Linked DNA regions of Mus musculus: region 2 is linked to region 1. A link is a loop called in an ENCODE intact Hi-C map of the cell type or tissue named here. Cell type or tissue: heart. All regions are shown on one strand.

The links. Peaks named below come from ENCODE experiments on the same cell type or tissue, not always from the same donor. Only the 100,000 strongest peaks of a DNase experiment are listed, where the experiment ranks them.
Region 2: a loop joins it to region 1, with 6 times the contacts of the local background. A loop is called at or near these places in 15 of 42 quality-filtered maps.

Annotation. Positions count from the first base shown.
Region 1 is chr5:150,093,035-150,101,034 of GRCm38, forward strand. No RefSeq gene overlaps it. Among named protein-coding and RNA genes, the nearest start is that of Gm52797, 34 kb to the right of the region's middle. In heart, no CTCF peak of the experiment used is centred here; a DNase peak (open chromatin) is centred at 4,717; H3K27me3 peaks cover 300 bases.
Region 2 is chr5:150,153,728-150,161,727 of GRCm38, forward strand. It overlaps a transcript of Fry not described here. Among named protein-coding and RNA genes, the nearest start is that of Gm52797, 27 kb to the left of the region's middle. In heart, CTCF peaks have their summits at 4,168 (motif pointing left) and 7,667 (motif pointing left); a DNase peak (open chromatin) is centred at 4,174.

The DNA.
Region 1 (8,000 bases):
GGAATGGATACAGAAAATGTGGTACATTTACACAATGGAGTACTACTCAGCTATTAAAAAGCATGAATTTATGAAATTCCTAGGCAAATGGATGGACCTGGAGGGCATCATCCTGAGTGAGGTAACCCAATCACAAAGGAACTCACACAACATGTACTCACTGATAAGTGGATATTAGCCCAGAAACTTGGGATACCCAAGATATAAGATACAATTTGCTAAACGCATGAAACTCAAGAAGAACGAAGACCAAAGTGTGGACACTTTGCTCCTTATTAGAATTGGGAACAAAACACCCATGGAAGGAGTTACAAAGACAAAATTTGGAGCTGTGATGAAAGGATAGACCATCTAGTGATTGCCATATCCAGGGATCCATCCCATAATCAGCTTCCAAATGCTGACACCATTGCATACACTAGCAAGATTTTGCTGATAGGACCCAGATATAGCTGTCTCTTGTGAGACTATTCCAGGGCCTAGCAAACACAGAAGTGGATGCTCACAGTCAGCTGTTGGATGGATCACAGGGCCCCCAATGGAAGAGCTAGAGAAAGTACCCAAGGAGCTAAAGGGAACTGCAACACTATAGGTGGAACAACAATATGAACTAACCAGTACCCCTGAGCTCTTGTCTCTAGCTGCATATATATCAAAAGATGGCCTAGTCGGCCATCACTGGAAAGAGAGACCCATTGGACTTGCAAACTTTATATGCCCCAGTACAGGGGAACGCCAGGGCCAAAAAGGGTGAGTGGGTGGGTAGGGGAGTGGGGGGTGGTTATGGGGGACTTTTGAGATAGCATTGGAAATGTAAATGAGGAAAATACCTAATAAAAAATTAAAAAAAAAAAGAGTCGTTCGCACACCATGTAAGACTTTGTTGAGGAAAATAAATGCTTCCTTTGTATTGGAAATATCGCTCAGAGACAGCCTCTGTGTTACAACGTGGGCCTGTGTCCACTTCAACTCTCAGCTATGGGACTCCATCAGGCCCATACCTGTGCAGGCTCTGTGCATTCCACCACAGGCTCTGGGAGTTCATACGTGCACCAGTCCTGCTATGTTTACAAGGCCGTGTGCCCTTCGTCTTCTCCATCCCTGTTTGCTCTTGGACTCTTTCTGCCTCTGGGATTAGAAGACCAGGGTTGTGGGCACAGTAGCTGAGTTTTTTATTTCTAGGCTGTTTTCTCTTTAACTCATCCTCCAGTCCAAACCAACATGTCTGGCTTGCATTGGGCTTGCCAAGCCTGGCCTCTGTGGGATGATGTTTTAAAAGGCCTCTTTCTCCACATCTGAGCCTCACCTCCTGTGACAGATACAAGAATGTCTACTGTCCTTACCTGCATGATCAAACCGAGGCTATTCTTATCAGTGATTTGGGGAGAAACCCCCCAAGTTCCAGAGAAATGCTTCCTACATCCTGTAAACTGGTTGAAACTTGTCTACTCGCGACACATTACTGTAAGTGGCTCTGGTATATTTCCCCATAAATCATGGACAGGATGGATGGGTTACAAGGGAAGAAACTGAGGACAATTAGGACACACTGTGGAAGTGCAGAGCCTGGAACTAAAGTCCCCTAAAACCTCCACAGATCACTCCAACCCACAGTGACACTACATAGACCAACCAGTTATGACAGGAACTACATCTAGACCATCAGTGACCAAGCCATCTCAGTCAATCAACAGTCAAGCGAGGGAGTGAAGATTGAAAAAGAAAACCAGACAAAATTATAACATGACTCCAGCTCCAGGCTGAAGCAGGTTTATGTCTCTCCAGCCTGCTTTTATATCATTCTAGGTGCATCCAAAACACATGGTCAGTTCTAGATCAAAAGCAAAGTCATCAGGCGAAGTAGTAAACAGGAAGGTCACACAAGATACTAATTAAGTAAAGTATCGAACAAAAGGATCACACAAGGCAGTAAGTAAAGTAATAAACAAAGCCCCATGGTCACTCTTTCTAATATTCTTATCTGAGCCTTCTTCCTTGTCCAAACCCAGTGACAAGTGCCAAATTCCTAGAAGTGGCACCAAAAGCTCTCAACATCTCCCCCTTTTTGACTTCATAAACCAGGCTATGCCTGTCTTAGTTGATTCTGACAAGGATGCCTTCCTTACCCATCTTGGAATTTACATTTTCAAAAACAATGTAATTCTGTCTTAGGTTGGTAAGGCACTGTACAGAAAATTACCCGTCTTTGGCCACCAGCCTGTTAGATTAATAACCCTGGCTGGGGGGGGGGGGATCCATTTTTAGTTTCGAGCCATGTATTTTGGCCGTCAACATGTTGATGTTGTTAAAGGCAAGTTTCATCACAAGGGCAGGAATAAAAGTATTCCCAGGACAAGGAAGGCTAACATGGTCAAGCTATATAAGCCATTCTTGAAACTTGACAAAGATGGAAATACTGACCCTTCAGCCATGAATCAGGATGACCAAGATAAAAGGAAAGCCATGCACTCCTGGGCAGAGTTTACTTCAAGCTTTGTATTCCTTAAATTCATGTTCTCCTTACACAAAGTTAAGCTATCCAGAGAGGTGTTAGAATTATGGCAAACACCCTGCAAGTGTCTTTGAATTTTCCATTGATATTTAACGTGACACTTGAGATGACCTCTTATTCTTAAACTCTGAGCCTCCTCTCCAGTAGTTTGAATAGTATCAATAAGAATGTCAATTTGTTGTTCTAGATGTCTATCTGAATCTTCTTGAAAACTCAGAGCACTAATAACATTTTTTGCTAAGTAATTAACAAAAGTAGCTGTCCTAACTTCTTGTGTCAAAGCAATTACAGAAGCAGTTGGTGCTAATTAATATAATCAAAGCTGCTACACCAGCAATCATCAAGTCCACTCCACCTTGCTCCTGCTTAAAGCCTGACTCACTTCTTCCAGTATTTACAAGTCTTTTTCAAAATGCCAAGGTCTTGTAATACTCACAAGCAAAGAACCAATAACACTCTTCTTTTTACGTGTATGTGGGTGCCTATGGACCTCAGAGGTGTCAGATCCCCCAGAGTTAGACTTACATGTGATTGTGAGCCACTTGGTTAGAGTGATAGGAATCAAACTCAAAGTCCTCTGGAAGAATAATATGTGACCTTAGCCACTGAGCCATCTCTCCAGCCCCATCCAGGAACACTTATGGCTTATTGATTCTTTGCACTTGAGGTGCTATCTCAATGGTTCGTGACTCATGTACCACTGCAATGGGAATCAAAACCCTCTCCTGCTGCAAGCAGAGCCCAATTGTGACAATGAAATCCAGAGTCAGAAGAAAAGGCAGCTATGGATTAACCTACTCTTCCCTTTGTGGTAACTGAGTTTCCTTGAAACTGGATTAGATAAACATATCTCAGTCTCTCCCTGTTAAGACCTATTGTGTGTATTTAGATAGAACCACACACTAAGGGGCTGGGGAGATGGCTCAGCAGTTAAAAATGCCAGCTGCTTTTACAAGGACCAGAGTTTGGTTCCCAGCACCCACGTGGTAGCTCATAACCATCTGTAATTATAGTTCCAAGGGATCTGACGTACTCTTCTGGCCTCCGTGGGTACCAGGCATGCACATGGTGAATGTATGTATATCCAATCAAACACCCATACACATAAAATAAAACTAAAGTTTATACAAACACATTCAGACTTTCCAAGTATTGAGATTCAAATATTGAGATTCAAGTACAAAAATCATTCCAATTATTAACTTCCTGATCTATTACACACTCTTCAGGAAAAATTATGGCATGTGTGGCACAGCCACACAAGCCCTGAGGTCACAGCTACTTGGGAAGCAGAGGCAGGTGGATGGTGAGTTCCAGGCCAGCCTGGGAAATTTATAAGATCCTGTCTATCTTTTGTGTTCTTGGTGGGGATCATTGTCCTTTATGAATCTCGTTGACGATTACATCAGTGTTTCATGTACAGTTCCATTCTCCCCACAGAGAATCGGCTACATTAATGACTGTGTGCGATGGCTCACGTGTACAACCCCAGAACTTGGGAAGCTTGTCTCAAAAAAAAAAAAAAAAGTAATACACTGTTAAATATTTAATCACCTGGTTTAAGACCCATGTAACTATTTTTAACAGGATAGAAAACTCTTAATTTTAAAATGAAAGTCCCAGGCTGGAGACCAGTGATGAAGATGATGATGTAGATGAAGATGTGTAAATTCCCTCTCAAAGAACTGCAAGTGAGGGAGGCTTATCCTGGCCGGTCATGGGCCCAGGGTGAGGGATGCCCTTGGAGTCAGCTGAGAACAGAAGAGCAGGTTGCCGAGGAGCCAGATCCTGCAGAGAAGGAGGCTCCACTGGGAAGCACGCGGGGAAGGAAGAAACGCTTCCTCCTTTATCCCCCATCTCCCCTCTCCCTTTTCCCCTTCTCCTTCTCCCCCGCCCCTCCCACCCCTTGTCTATCAGTGACAGTGATCAGATCTCACAACTAAGAATGACCCTGGAGTTTGCTATCTCTGAGCCGAGGCTGTCAGATGAGTCAGTCTCAGCATCCATGCGAAAACTTCTGAAGCCCCAGCCTTGTTGTAATACCCGCAATTGCCTCCCTCCAACATGGTGATGGATACTGCTTGGTGAGAGGGTCCTGAAAGCACAAAGACAGGTCCTCCACCTCCCAGTATTGTGGTTGCTTCCCTTGTTTACACTGCACATGGAGTGTGCAGCCTGTCTGAAGGCTAAAACATGAGCCAACCCAGGGAATGCCTTGAAAGTCTCAGGAGGGTCTGCGGAAACCAACCTAACACAGAGACTGCAATGTTATGTGTGGCCAGCAGAGGCCTCTAGCGGGCTGAGGAGAAAAGTGGCCCAGGTGACAACTCAGGCTTCAGTTCCTTGACTGCTCAAGAGAATAACCATAGAAAGACTAGCTCACACGTTCAGCTGACTCTCCCCGTGCTCTGCGCAGGCTCTGACTATCCAGGCCCCAGGACGGAGCTGCCTTGGGCTTCTCTGTTGTACTCTTTGGGACCACACTTCTACTCTGTCTACTGCAATTTCAGCAAAGTACTATATCGTGGTTTCGATTTTTAAATGATTTTCTTTTTCCCCTGCATACTTTCTTCTAATTCTATTTACTCATCTATTCATTACTGGATAAAGCTTTTTCCTCCTCATTTCTTTTTGATTCTGTTCTCCTGTGTCGTTCCCCCCCCCATGTTCCTTGCTAGTTATTACTAATATTTCAGGGTTTTAAAAAATCTTTTAATTATTGGAAAATACTTATTCTGTTTATATGTGTGATTATATATGTGCGTGTACATGTATACACATACATAATGTTTGCGTGTGTTATTGAGTGTGCAGGACATGAAACTATAAAAGGGACCATGACACTCTAAAGAGACATCTTAAGGGAGGAGGAGAGAGAAAGAGAGGGAGATTGGGCACATATGACATCAAAGCAGATAGGAGACTATCAGGAGTGGGCAGCCAGCAAGAGAGTCTGGGAAAGGTAGTGGGGAGAGGGACAGGTTAGAAGGCGGTGTGCAGACACATGTATAAAAACACTGTGATCCAATCCTGACTCAAGGGATAAAAACAAAGTTTCTTTTCAATCCCCTTATCTTAATCTCAAGATGACAACATAAGTACAGTTACTGTTTTTTCCTTATTGTTCGCAGTACCGAATCAGAATATTCAAATACGACCATTTAAAGTAAGAGCTCTTGTCGAGTGTAGTGGCTCATGCTTGTATTTCAGGACCTGAAAACTAAGGTAGGAGGGATTGCTGAGAATTTGATGCTCATGTTGGGCTACACAGACTATTCCTGCCAGGCTGGGCTTCAGAGTGAGAACCTGTCTCAAATACAGCAAAAGTAAGAGGTATGCACGGAAGTTGTGGGCTCTGCGGTAAAGTACCCGCTGCGCATGTGCGAAGCTCTGGGTTCCACATCCACAACAAGCAAACAGATCCACCCAGCTCCTTTTTTTAGCTGGATGTGTTTGTACCCTCTGTGATTCCAGCGCTGGAGAGGCCGGAGAAGGAGGGACACGAATTTGAGGTCAGCCTGAAGTACAGGTTGACTTCATGACAGTCAGAACTGCATAGTGTAGGTTAGTTACAAGGTTAGCCTGAGCCGGACGTGGTGGCGCACGCCTTTAATCCCAGCATTTAGGAGGCAGAGGCAGGCAGATTTCTGAGTTCGAGATCAGCTTGGTCTACAAAGTGAGTTCCTGAACGGCCAGGGCTATATACAGAGAAATCCTGTCTCGAAAAACTAACTAACTAAATAAATAAATAGGTTGCCTGGGTTGCATAGCAAGGTCCTGTCTGAAAATTTTAAAAATTAAAAATTTATAAGTAAAACACACGAATGAGAGCAATGACAGGAAGCATGATGTTCATCGGGAGTTTAGTAGATCCCACTGAGCAGTTGAAGGAGGATTTACAGACTGAGACATTGATTGGTGCTGGTTGACCCAGCTTTTTGTTTGTTTGTTTTGTTTTTTTCTTCGTTACAAGCCTTAGAGACAAATGTTATATTCTGTTGCCTTTGAGGCAGGAATTCTTTCCACCTGCCTCCCATCCCTCTGCAGGTTGTAGTCTTCCTTAAAGTGAGTGGCTCTTTGTTTCTTAGAAATTTTGAAAAGATTCTTTTCCTTTTTTTTATTTGGTATTTTCTTTATTTACATTTCAACTGTTTTCCCCGTTCTAGGTCTCCTTGAAAAGATTTTTTTTTAATGCTTATGTATGAGTTTCTACATGAGTGTATTGCACATGGGTGCAGGTGCCCATGCAGCCAGAAGAAGGCGTTGGATCCCGACATCCAGCTGTGGGCCCAGTGTGGGTGCTGGGAACTGAACGTGATCCCTCGGGTAGAGCAGGAAGCTCTCTCAAACAGTGAGCTGTTTCTATAACTCCTACAAATGTGCTCTTTGTCAGCCAATAAGTTAAAAAAGTTGGACAAAAGGTTTGATTGTAGCATAATAATGTTTTTAAGAAAGTGAATTCCTCTATCGGGTCTGAGATGGCTCATCAGCAGGTAAGAGCACCGGCTGCTCTTCCAGAGGACCTGGGTTTTGTTCCCAGAACCCACAGAGGGCAGATCATAAAGTTGATACTCAGCTCCAGGGCTCCATGTTTGGAGAGTGTAATTCTAAAAGCTTAAGAATTGGAACCTTAGAGCTCCATTCTTCCTCCCTTGAGGAAATGCCTCCATGAGATCCAGGTGCAAGGCAGTTTCTCAATTAGTGATCAAGGTGGGAGGGCCCATTGTGGGCGGTGCCATCCCTGGCCTGGTAGTCTTGGATTCTATCAGAGAGCAAGCTGAGCAAGCCGGGGAAAGCAAGCCAGTAAACATGGAAACATCCCTCCATGGCCTCTGCATCAGGTCCTGCTTCCTGACCTGCCTGAGTTCCAGTCCTGACTTCCTGTGGTGATGAACAGCAAGGTGGAAAGTGTAAGCTGAGTAAACCCTTTCCTCCCCCCCCCCCCAAAAAAGCCGTCCATTCTTATAGCTGGGTATGGTGGTTCATAGTTATAATTCTAGACTTGGGGCATCTGAGGCAGGAGAATTACAAGCTCACAACTAACATGGGCTGCTAGCAAAACCCTGACTCAAAGAAACAACTGTTTACATACAGAGCTGCACACTCCCCACAGCAGGGCATGTGGGCTGTGGATCACTCACATGTGTTGGATCAAATCCCCGACAAGATAATGACTAACAGAGGGGCTACCAGGGAGGCACTGGAGAAGATGCTCTCGTTCACACTGAAACATCCAGAATGAGACCACCCAGATCAGTCCAGAATAGGAGCATGGCACCCCACACCCAGCATGAGTGAGAGGGGTTTTATGAATTTAAAAGGTGCAAGGTGTCCGTGCTTAACCAAATGTCTCCATAAGTCTAACTAACTTCTGCCTTCTCTCCTCATCCTCACCATCTGACCTCTGAGCCTCTCTCTGCACTCCCACAGCCGTGCTTTGGTTCCTTGGAGTAAAGGTTTCCTTCCCCTGAACTTTCTGAATACTAGG
Region 2 (8,000 bases), 61 kb after region 1:
TGGATGGCCCATTCTGAGATACGACCTCTTCCTCGCCTCTCAGGCCATGACCAAGAACACATCCTGATCACATCTTGATCCAGTTTGGGGCAGAAGAGACTTGCTTTGAGAAATGAACCCATTGCTGTCATCTCCCCCTATGTGCCACCCTTAAACATATTTCCGGGTGTGTTGCTCAAGAACTTTATATTTTTCTCTTTAACCGTTTCCTAACCACTGGGTCTGAGCTCTATTGGCACCGTGTTTCAAAAATCTTTCTACCAAAATAAAATGCCAATAAGTTAGTAATTAGGCAGGGGCCAGGAGAAAGAAGCTGGGGCTCCCAATTTGTGAATAAAATTATTTACCGCTATTCACCATACAGCCCTACACAGGACATCTAATTTGAGTGCCTGTGCTACCATTAGGCAGCCATAGGCAGAATAAGCGTGTTTGAGGTCAGCCTAGATTTACACGAATGCTGCCTGTTAAGGAACAAGACTAGCAGATGGCTCAGATGTCACTGTCTCCATCCTCTCTCACAGCAAAGATCTTAGCAAGTCTGCAAGATTGCTCTTGTGTCCTGCTTCAGAAAGCCACAGACTGTTGCCCTCCATAGGGAAATCATAGGTTTTCTATAATATACTTCCTCGAAAAAAGTACCAAAGTCAGACTGCCTTGACCCATTGTCTGCCTACCGCAGCCTAAGGGGGTGGATTTCCCTGGACCCGTGTGGAGAGGACATACTGACACCGTCCCTGGCATATCCTGCTGGGCCTGATGCTCTATGGCCTCTGCTCTAAGAGATGTGCTCGAGTCTCTTGCCGAAATACAGAAAGGCCACAGAGAAGTGGTCCTGCGTCACCACGTCATGCTGCCCACTGCCAAGCAAAGCCTCCCTCACTCCCAGGATGCACTGGCCCCTCAGAGGGTGGCATGAAGCTGTATCGTACCCCACCACTTCAGCTTCTGTAGCATGGCCATCTGATGCTGCCCACATGGTCTGGAAGAGGATCTAGAAGCCACTTTAAATTCTGAGGGCAACATCCCTTAAGTGCATAGTCCCTGGGAATGGAGGAACTTCCTCTGGTCCAGCCTCCTGCCTGTATCCGGGCACCCCACTTATCAGGCCCCTCTGCCCCGTCTTCCATCTGGTCTTGGTCAACTTTTGTTGTCTCCCAAAAAGACTTCCTGCTTTCAAAAAGGCTATTGGGTACAGTTTTAAGCCCATTACACTCAGGCTGGGTCATTATGTTCCAAATGTCAGCACATGAGGGACATGAGATAGTATCCCTCCTCTCCCCTATGTAGCCTGTGCCTAGGTTTGGGTCAGTCCAATTGTGCAGACTGAGAAACTTGTAAGTGAGGGGAGGAATCTCACTCTGTCCTCTGAGTTTCTCCCAAGTCACGTAACTGTTTATGTTTGGTAAATTGTTTGTCACTGAAGATACATTGCTCATAAGTAAATATTTGGAGAAAAATGCCTTCTCACTTTCCATACAGAAGTAATTTATAGAGAAAAGGTGAAGAGATATAATCTGTAATTTGGCTAGTACAGTTAATCCCATACAGAGAGACCATGATGTGACCGACCATAGCGTCACCCGTTTGTATGGCGACACAGAGTTAGAGCCTCGTCATCACTTTTAATGAAAGGTGGAATGGAGCAGAAAAGAAGAGGAAAACATGTGTGCTTTATGCTTCCAAAACTAAGTGTAGCTTCGTGAAGCTGTGTGCTTGCTCTCTCTGTGTGTGCGCATGCGTGTGTTCACTTACGCATGATCATTTGTGCGCATCCCACAGGTACTGGGGCTTTGTGTCTAAACCACAGCTCACCCTGAGCCTCAATCGAGCAAAGGCTGAGAGCTGCCTCTCAGGGGCCCCTCGGCCTCGGACCAGCAACCTCTGTAACTACTTCCTCTGGCCACTTTGGATACCACTTCCCTTTCTCCAGCTGAACTTTCAAACCATTTTTCCCCCTTCAGAGCCAAGTCATGCATTCCTGACTGGTTGTGCCATCTTGTTGAGCTCTTGTTTTTGGAGGGGAGTTTTCAGAAATAGTGATAGGCAAACACTAGATAAATGACATTCCTGGTTTCCACTTGCATGCAAATGGTGCCTTGCTGCTATTTTTAAGTGTTGCTCAATTTAATGTGGTATTCTGCTGCCCGCTTGCATGCCTGTAACCGTGTATAAGGTATGGAACCCTGACTGAGTGTATGCCTGTAATTACGTGTAAGGCAGGCTGGTGCTGTGGTATAGAACTCTGATGAAGATTTGCAAATATCTGTCTGCCTTTGTGTTACTTTAGATAGGCCAATAACAGTAATGCTGGGTAATGTTGCAGAATTGCTGTCCTCACTACTACATTTCTCTTTCAGAGCTGTGCTAGTTCGATGAGAAATGTCACCAGTAAACGTGGGTATTTAAACACTTGGTCCACAGTCCCTGGTTCTGTTTAGGAAGCTTATGAAACCTTTAAGGGGTGTAGCCTTGCTGGAGGAAGTATGTCACTGGGGGTGGGCTTTGAAGGTGTATAACCCCGCCCACTTCCAATTTCCCCTCTTTGCTTCCTGAGCAAAGATGCTGTCTGCTAGCTTCCTATTTCTGCCACCTTACCACGCTATCCCCATCATTATTCTCTCCTTCTCCCTCCCGCTCCCCCTCTTCACCCCCCTTCCTCCCTCCGTTTCTGGAACTGTAAGCCAACATCCACTCTTGTTCCATAAGTTTTGTTTGGTTATGGTGTAGCTAATACAGGAGCCCATTGGGAACGTGCAGTTCAGTGGTGTCTGTGAACAAACGCCCTGAATGTGTGTAAGACTGGCAGACAGCTAAATGCCTATTGCGCGTCAGACACTGAAGCACACACACTGAGCTGTTGGCGCTGTGTGGAAATGAAAGGCTGCGATGCCAGTCCTCGTAGATGCCAGCCCTCAGTTTCGCGCCTGGCTGTTAAGTTACTATCAGACATAACAACTCCTTTCCTTAAGACAGACTCAGAGTTGAAAGGAGGTGAAATGAAAGGAACGAAACAGAGCCAGCTTTCCAGCCCTTATCAGACTTAAATATTAATAGATACTTGGCATAAGGCAGCGAACCTCGTTTCCTGATCCTTCGCGGTAGGGGCAGGCTTCGGGCTGGGTGTATGTTGCTAATTCTCCATTTGATGGCATTTGTTGGTCATCATGTTTCCCTGTCCTGACGAGAGGGTGACAGATCGGTATACAGCAAAAGGTATCAGCAGGTGAGGATGGGTCTGCCTTGACCTGGATTTCTTGCCAAGTCTCCTGATCTACATAAAATATAAAAGTAAGAGAACATACTTTTAAGGATGTGTTGCGTACTGTTGCTTATTGAATTAAACAAAGGGCAACTCATAACTGCCTGGAACGCTGACTCCAGATCTAGGGGATCCAACACCTTGTGGCTTCAGCAGGTACCAGTACTCATATGCGCCCTCTCCCTCTACCCCTCCTTCTCCCCTCCCCCTCTCCTTCCCTCCCTCTCTCCCTACTTCCCTCCCCCTTATTCCCTTTCCTTCCTTCCCTCTCCCTTATACAGACACACACAAACACATGTACAAACATGCACTAACATATATACAAACACACATACACTCATACATACAAACATACACGCACTCACAAACACATAAACCCATGCACACAGATGTACACACACTCATGCAGAGACACACATGCACTCACACACACAGACATACATGCACTCACATACATACACACATACTGATGCACAGACACATGTACACACACGTGCACACATACACAGACACATATGCACTCACACACACATGCACTCACATGCACAGACACACATGCGTACGCACACACACACAGCGTGCACACACACACACTCGCATACACATACCCACTCACCGATAGTCATATACGCAGACACAATTTTAAAAATGAAATTTTCGAGGCTTAAAAAAAAAAGAATAATTTATCTAAAAGTAAAGACTGGCATGATAGGTTCTCCTATCAAAGTGCCATCAGAGGAGTCTTACAGGGAAGGCCGTGGGTACCTGGAGCCCAGACACTGTCCTGTCTGAGACACAATTCCAGCGTCCACGATGTGTCTTGCAAAGCAACTCAAAGGAGCCAGTGAGAGGCATGAGGAGGCTTGTCCAGGACCCTGAGCACCACTGCCTCCTTGTGGCCGAGTAAAGAGCATGCAACCCACACAAACCAAAGACTGCTCTCCCTAGGGGCTTCATGGTTCTCCACAGTTGACAGCATAAAACCACCGGATACGTGTTTTGCTAGCCTCCCCCCTCCTTTGCTTGTTCAGACTTTCTTTCCCCTAGAGCTTAGGGACAGCTTGTAAGTTATTAGTTCTTACAGTAGCAGGCTTTTATCTCCTACTCCCCAGTACTGGTAATGAGACTATTTCTGATGTATTGGTCACTTAATGTTTGGGAGAAAGAGTGTAGCATGTAAACAACTTCTGACTGCATTTCTATTTAACACCGTGTTGCTTGCAGGATTAGATGGGAGGGAATAAAACGTGTCCATTATTCTAAGTAAACTCAATTCAAAGATATCCATCTTACTCTGTTACATTCTTTTTCTTGTGTAAGGAGAAAATTAATGCAAGGATGGTGTATCTGAAGGTCTTATACATAAAGACTGGCTGACTGTAAGTCCACAGTGTCAGGAAAACATAACGTGAACATGAAGAATGAATCCTACTTGGAATTTTTTCTTTAAAAAAAAAAAAGTTGTGGCCAAGAACCACCTGAAGCAGGCACCACGTGGTGTTGATGGCTCTCCTGGTTGTATCCTCTACAGTCTCATATCAAAGATCAGATGGTTCCTAGACAGAGTTGAGCCAGCTCAGAAGAATAACAGAGTCTGCAGCTGTGATGTTAAGTGTGTGTGTGTGTGTGTGTGTGTGTGTTCATTCTCAGCCTACAATGCGTATTGAGTTTTTTGTTTTGTTTTGTTTTTAAGGAAGATCTGCCCTGTGGCTGATTCCTGACCTCACGCTGAGCAATAGTCCTCCTGCCTCTGCCTTCCAAGTTCTGGGTTTACATCTACATGAAAATTAAATAGTAGGTGATTTCTCACAAGGAAGGAAAGGAACATTCTAAAAATTTGTTAAAATAGCACGAAGAGACACACTCTAGGGGCTGGAGAGATGGCTCAGTGGTTAAGGCACCTGGTGCTCTTGCAAAGGACCTGGATTCAGTTCCAGCACCCACGTGGCGGCTCACGGAACTCCAATTCCAGAGCATGCACATGGCACACATACATACATGAAAGGTAAATACTCTATATATAATATTTAGGAAAAATGAATAAAAACAGAGGAGGGGAGGGGAGGGACTGCTGGAAGAAGAGACCTTTGTTGTGACTCTAAAGCTCTCTTCCCTCAGGAGTGAAGTGACAACCTCCATACACTGAGGCAGGCAGGCCCACACCCTGGTCCTTGTCTGTGCCCCTGAAGGGCCTATGAATGCTATCATATGACTGCAGTTCTCGATGAATCTTGAGCACTCAGACCCCGGAAGGAAGCCAGGCTGTCTATAGCCTTGGGAGCAAGAATGTTTGTGATCACCCAGAGTCAGACTCTGCCCTGCAATCCTGCAGCCTTCAGGGCTACTTAGTCCCAGGAGACAGGCATCTGGGAGCTGAATGCCACAGGCGAACTTTCTCCCGACCTGGCATGACTCTACAAGAAATAACTTGTAGACCTCAAACTTTGATCTAGTAAATAGAAGAATGATGTAAATAAAGACAAACTAAGAGGAAGCAACTCACAGAACAAAGAGGAAAGTGAGAGGATTTAAACCATGTGTCTTCTAAGAGTGACCGGATTCTAATTCCTTAGCAATTTACAGCGGGGAGGTCAGATCTTAAATTCGATGATGCTTTAATTTGTAACGCTCCGTGGGTTAAGAGCTGCTAAATATTTGGTGCCTTTTTGAAACCCACTGTAACATTTGGCTTTGTACAAACAGTACTCTATGCCTTTTATAACTACCCTGGGGGCGTTCATTGCTGTGACAAATGATGCAAAACAACAGAGTAATTAATTCCTTTTAAGTTTGGGAGGTCAAACTGGGCCTGTCTGATTGGCTTCCCTCTAAAGCCCTTGCCCTGGTGTGGCAGCCTGTGTTTCTGGGCCCACAGTGGCTTCTGCTCCGGCCTCTGCTTGCCTAGCTCTTCAGTCCCCTCTGCCTCCAACCCTCCCCAACACCCCCAAATAATCCTAGGCAATCTCTCCATTGTAAATAACCTTAACTTAACCTCTGGAGAATGCTTTCCGCCACATAAAATAATATGTTCCCATGTTTGGGGGATTAGGATGTTAAAGCCTTGAAATGTGTCAAGTCAGCAACCTAGACTGACTTCACAGGGTGAGGGGAAAAAGTGAACCACAGCAGAGGGAGGCTTTGTAAGGTCAATGGGTCATTGCAGAATTCTGTAGTATAGGCATATGTAGCATATGTATAATATATGTATATATAGCATATGTTTATGTGACAAAGATATATGTCCTAGGACTAGAACTCAGGTCATCAGGCTTGATAGCGAGTACCTTTACCAGTTGGGCCATCTCCCTGGTCCCTCTTCATTCATTATTCTGCTGGTTTGACATTGCTCACTGCTTCTGAGGGCCTACAGCCTACTAGAGACCTCCATTAGCACCACACAAACTCTAGTTGTAGGGACTCATTTCCTCTGGCTCCACAGGGCCTTGGCCTTCTATTTACATTTTAACCGGTTGTTAGTCCTCACTCCAAACAACGGCCTGAGCTTGCAGCTTCGCAAGTTATATCCTAGGAAGGGCAAAAAAAGTTCTCTGGCTTCCCTTTGTGGTTCCCTGAGAAACTCGGTGTTGCAGACTCCGGGGAGAACGTTCTCAACAGATAACTGCAGTCAGAGGCTGAGGGAGCAGATACCACCATTGCTGCAGAAAAGGTCCTGTCCCGTCAAGGGGTTGCTGGGTAATTGACACACACTGACAACATCTGAAGTGCTTTGTATGTGAAGACTCTGTGTTGAGGCAGATGGGAGAGCACACTGTAACAGTTTGACTCTCCTGGGTATTAAGGCTGGAATTTTAGGACAGGCACCTGGTGACCTTGGAGGCTAGGAATTGGGAGTGGCCTAATGATCGTGGGCACAGAAGCTCTCTGCAGCTCTGTGGACGCCACTGGAGTCTCACTTATCACTGAAAGGGCTTGTGCCAGGCTGTGAGCACTGGCCTTTCTCCATCCTTACCTCTGTGGAAAGAATCAAGCTTCCCAAGGCTGCTTCTTGAAGTGCACGGTGGGAAAACCACCCCCACGTCATAGGTTCACTGGCATATAGTGGAGGCCTGTCAGGGCCTAATTAAAACCCAAATTCATGAAGTATTTACTAATGTGATAGACATAAGTATTAGCTCTTTACATAAAATTGGAGCATTTAATACTCAGAACTATGATAGACTGATCCCATTATTTTAAAGAATAAAATTGACATAAACTGCAAACCGCTTCAGGCTGAAGCCTTCACACTGCCAGCCATTGACCTACCAAAAGCATGAATGCTCATTTGTAAGGATTTTTAAAGAAAATTCTTCCGGGGCTGGAGAAATGTCAGGTTTGGCTTCTAGAACCTACACTGCAGCTCACAACCATCAGTAACTCCCGGTCCAGGGGATGTTACGCCACCTTCTGGTCTCTGTGGGTATCATCAGGCATGCACCTGGTACAATACATACATAAAATAAATTTTTAAAAAAAGGAAAATTCTTATAATAATAAAAAAAATCTATGGGAGTGTTGCCTGCATGAGTTCACATAGTTCTCAGAAAAGCCCTGATGTGTGTTTGTTTATTACCAACGCATAGACGGTAACACAGGAAGGGTCTGTAATTGCAGCTCACAGGATAGTTAACCACAGAACTGGAGTTCAAGGCCAGGTGATTGCTGGCCCTGAGATCAAAGAAATATAGAAATAGCACCTCAGCTACATAAAAAGTGTAAGAACATCTTGGGCTACATG